Regions from separate parts of the Homo sapiens genome. Here region 1 is linked to region 2. Evidence: read pairs that join two places in POLR2A ChIA-PET (ENCODE). Cell type or tissue: PC-9. All regions are shown on one strand.

Region 1 (2,500 bases), 460 kb after region 2:
AACAAACAAACAAACCAAAAAGAACTATGATGAGCAAAATGAAACACAAAGTATTAAGAAATTTATTAAATATTGAATTGCTATACCATAAAAATCTTTTCAAGTTTTTAATTAAAAACTAGAGCTTGTTTCGGTGTTCATAAATTTTTATTCAGGAGTTTTGTCTGGGAAGGCTTCACATAACTCCTGTCAAGGCTTTTTAATGATACTCTCTTAAAAAATACTCAGTTATCATCAAAAACTCACACAAATAACTGACAAAAATATAAAATCATTTTTATACTTATTCAGATGTTTACAGCAGTTGAAATTATATTTTAAAAATCCAACAGTTCTTCCTTTTCCTTAATCAAAATTGTAAGGTTGAAATTTCTTCAGTTAGAACAAATGGATTTCAAATCTAATCTCACTTTTTTGTATCAGGTATTTCAAAATAGCGTGAAGCTCTGTTGCAAAATGTATATGAATTCTTAGAGCAGTCACCCTGGAGTTGGTTGGAGATCATAAAAGGCTACATTCAATGCACATAAGCAGCGATACTACCCAATATGTGAGAACAGGTGTGTTGCCCTTCACCTGGAGCTGTGCTCCCCTGGGAGTCCCCACCTGGCTGGCCTGCCACTGACCAGCAGCCTCTTGGGCAACACTCTGCTCCATGAGTTTTTCATGCAACATTTTTCATGGAACATAATTTTTACTTGAAAGTACAATTGACAGACTGTGGTTTTTTCAGACTTTGGAATTTGGCAGACATTTTCTCAGTAATGAAAGTGAGCATTATCACTTCAAGGGAAATAACTGACAGTATTTTGTTGCCGGCAATAAAATGTTATTCCATGCAATAGCTTCTCAATACTTAAATTTTAAATTAAGAGTTGGAGGCTGACCCTATGTTATGGCCTCACAGTTGGTTGGTTTTTGTTTTGTTTTGTTTTTGTTTTTGAGACAGAGTCTCACTCTGTCGCCCAGTGCAATGGCGCCATCTCGGCTCACTGCAGCCTCCACCTCCCGGGTTCAAATGATTCTCCTGCCTCAGCCTCCCAAGTAGCTGGGACTACAGGCACGTGCCACCACACCTGGCTAATTTTTGTATTTTTAGTAGAGACGGGGTTTCACTGTATTGGCCAGGCTGGTCTTGAACTCCTGACCTTGTGATCCGCCCGCGTTGGCCTCCCAAAATGCTGGAATTACAGGCATGAGCCACCATGCTTAGCCTGGTCGGGTTTTGTAAATGCTCCCTACATGTCTTGTAGGCCGGGCACAGTGGTACGCACCTAGAGTCCCAGTTACTCGGGCTGAGGTGGGAGGATCACTTGGGCCCAGCAGTTTGAATCCAGCCTGGGCAGCATAGCAAGATCCCACCTCAAAAAAAAAAAAAAGGAATGTGCATTCACCATTTGTTGGATGTAAGGTTCTCTGTATGTCTGTTAGTTTAAATTTAGTAATTGTTCTGTTCAAATCTTCTGAATTCTCACAGACTTTGTGAGCCCGATTTTTCAGTGGTTTATGATGGTAGACCAACGGTGTCATTTTCTTTTAGTTCTGTTAATTTTGCTTTATATGTAACAAGGTTTCATTATTACATGTATTCACACTTTAATGCATGGGATCCTTTTGTTTATGTCCAGTTTCTGAACCTTTTAAGAGTTTACATCAGTGTTCCAGTGTTCATCCAACAAGTTATATGAATCTTTTGCTATGACATCTAGACTGACTTATTCCTTTAAGGCGGCAATGGAAGAGTTAATGGTTAATTTCAAAGACGTCTGAAAAAGCACTTTGTGCATTCACAGCTCTGACTTGGTGCACGTGCAGGAGGGGAAGGTCAGGGATTTGCATCAGCCATGTCACTCCCCACCTGGAGCTGGGCAGAGACACACGTGCTCCTTGGTCAGTGATTTTTGTAATCCTGGGCTTTCCAGCCTGGCCAAAGCAGGAAGCCTAAGCCATCAGACTAAACACTTCTGCTGGCTTTCTGCTTTCATACCTGGGGAGGAGAGTATCTTCAGGTGCTAGGAGAGCTGGAATATGAGTGCATATTGTGCCTGGCTGGCCTGGGATTCCTAGAGTGTTCTGTTCTTTGTACAGATCTGGGATCATTGGGCTGCTGGTGAGACCCAGACTTTCATGCCACTACCCGAGAGGTGAATAGTCCCTGAAGTGTTGGTACACTCAAAATAGCAGTTCCTCTGTATAAGGCAAATTCACATGCAACTCTAAGAACACATTTGTATAAAGGAGATGCGCTGGGATCTGTAACCTTGCCCAACCCCAGCAGTAGAGAAGCTCTGCTCCTGTATTCCTGGAGTATAATGCCTATGCCTTCCTGATTGCTTTCTTTTCTCATTTACACTTCCTAAAGATGATGCTTAAATTTTCCTGCTAGTCAGGGAACTCTGTGAGGGGCCACACACAGACTGAATAATCAGTAACATGACTATGAGGCTGGGGCTGAGAGTAAAGTGCTTGTCAGGTAAAGACCTTGGTTGAGATGGAGCAG
Region 2 (2,500 bases):
TGGCCGTACCTCTCCTTCTTAAGTACTTATCATAGTCATACTTTCATATTTATAGTTTATATGATTATTTGGTTGATAATAAAAATCTGGCCAGGCCCAGTGGCTCACACCTGTAATCCCAGCACTTTGGGAGACTAAGGTGAGAAGATCACTTGAGGCCAGGAGTTTGAGACCAGCCTAGACAACATAGTGAGACTTCGTCTCTACAAAATTTCTTTAATTAGCCAGGCATGGTGGCACCTGTATTCCTAGCTACTTGGGAGGCTAAGGTGGGAGGATGGCATGAGCCTAGGAGTTTGAGGTTACAGTGAGCTATGATTGCACCACTGCACTCCAGCCTGGGCAACAGATCAAGACTTTGTCTCAAAAAAAACAAATCTCTCAGAACTCCAGTTGAGAAAGGCTGATCTTGACCACATATGATCCATGAGGGCAAGATCAATGGGTTTTTATTCACCAATATATTCTCACCTACCAATAGTAGGTGCCTGGTAAAAAATTGTTGAACACTATTAACTATTTAAATGTATTCTTCCAGTTTTTTTCTATGTATTTACATACATCTCTATACAACATTTAAATTTTATTATTTTTGAGATAGGGTCTTGCTCTGTTGTCCAGGCTGGAGTGCAGTGGCATGATTATGGCTCACTGCAGCCTCGACCTCCCAGACTCAAACGATCCTCCCACCTGAGCCTCCTGATTAGCTAGGACTACAGGCATTTTCTTTCTTTCTTTCTTTCTTTCTTTTTTTTTTTTTTTAAGTAGAGACAAGGTCTCCCTATGTTGCCCAGACTGGTCTCAAACTCCTGAGCTCAAGCAATCCTCCCATCTCAGCCCCTCTACCACGCCCAGCCTAACATGTAATATTTTTTTTTTTTTTGAGATGGAGTCTTGCTCTGTTGCCCAGGCTGGAGTGCAGTGGTGTGATCTCAGCTCACTGCAACCTCCGCCTCCAGGGTTCAATCGATTCTCCTGCCTCAGCCCCCCGAGTAGCTGGGATTATAGATGTGCGACACCATGCCCAGCTAATTTTTTGTATTTTTAGTAGAGACGAGGTTTCATCATGTTAGCCAGGCTGGTCTCGAACTCTTGACCTCAAGTGATCCACCCACCTCAGCCTCCCAAAGTGCTGGGATTACAGGTATGAGCCACCACACCCAGCCTAATATTTAATTTTTAAATATAAATTGGATTACATTACATATATGGTTTGTTGACTCACCTTTTTGCTTAAAAACATGTCTCAGAGATCATTACAAAAAGATGTAACTCATTCTTTTTAATAACTGCATACATATCCATAGGATTGAGATGCCTGAGTGGACTAAAGGGTAGCAAAACTGAAGTCATCATTTCCTCTATCAAAACTTGCTTTTCCTGCTGGGCACAGTGGCTCACACCTGTAATCCCAGCACTTTGGGAGGCCGAGGTGGGTGGATCACCTGAGGTCAGCAGTTGGAAACCAGCCTGGCCAACATGGTGAAACCTCATCATTACTAAAAATACAAAAATTAGTCGGGTGTGGTGGCACGCGCCTGTAGTCCCAGCTTCTTGGGAGGCTGAGGCAGGAGAAATGCTTGAACCCGGGAAGCGGAGGTTGCAGTGAGCTGAAATCGTGCCCCTGCACTCCAGCCTGGGCAACAGAGAGAAGACTCTGTCTCAAAAAAAAAGAAAAAAAAAACTTGCTTTTTCTTTATTGTCTCCGATCCTACCATGAATTCAGTTTTCCTGGACTGAAAAATAGAAATCATCCTGGACTTCTCCCATTCCAATACCCTCCAGGCCTAACCAGAAATAGTCTTGTCATTTTTACCTTTTCAATATCTCTTCAATCATCTCTTTCCCTGTCTCTCACTGCTGCTACCCTATTTTCACATCCTCATCACTTTGCACATGAAAAACTACAAGAATGTCATAATGGATTTCTCTGCTTCTAGTCGGCCCTCACAAATCCTTTCTACAGACTGTAGTTAGAATGATCTTCCTAAAGTACAAAGGTAGCTATGGCACTTCCCTGCTTAAAATCCTTAAATGTCTACATAACTACCACAAGGTTAGTAGTAATTCAAGTTCAAGCTCCCCAGAAAGGCCATAAGGCCATCCATGACATGGTCTGCAGTCTCACATTTACCACCTACCACCAGGCCCTTTATGCGAAAACCATCTGCACCACTTAGAATTTCCCCCAAAGCACCACACTCTCTTATCTATGCACAACCATGTGCCTGGGATGCCTGTTTGTCCCTTTTGCCTATCCTATTTTTAGTTCAAAACTCAGTCTAAACATCGCCGTATCCAGGAAGCATTCCCTGACCCTCCCAGTCTGGGTTGGATGCTCCCCTTTGATGCTCCCAAGCCAGTCTATGCACATCACAGAAAAATATCATGTTTGTTTTTCTGTCTTTCCCACTGAAATTAGAGCTCTTTGAACCTTATTCCTCTATGCACTCATAGGGCCTGGCACAGTACCAATTGGCACATAGTATCAATTATTTGT

What was found. Peaks named below come from ENCODE experiments on the same cell type or tissue, not always from the same donor. Only the 100,000 strongest peaks of a DNase experiment are listed, where the experiment ranks them.
Region 1: POLR2A ChIA-PET joins it to region 2 with 12 read pairs; 2 of 35 experiments call an interaction of 5 or more read pairs at or near these places.

The regions. Positions count from the first base shown.
Region 1 is chr1:43,802,009-43,804,508 of GRCh38, forward strand. The region is part of intron 3 of ST3GAL3 (ST3 beta-galactoside alpha-2,3-sialyltransferase 3); the gene reads left to right. Among named protein-coding and RNA genes, the nearest start is that of MIR6079, 35 kb to the right of the region's middle. In PC-9, no CTCF peak of the experiment used is centred here; no DNase peak of the experiment used is centred here.
Region 2 is chr1:43,342,188-43,344,687 of GRCh38, forward strand. The region is part of intron 6 of MPL (MPL proto-oncogene, thrombopoietin receptor); the gene reads left to right. Among named protein-coding and RNA genes, the nearest start is that of MPL, 5.6 kb to the left of the region's middle. In PC-9, no CTCF peak of the experiment used is centred here; a DNase peak (open chromatin) is centred at 1,334; H3K27ac peaks cover 2,032 bases.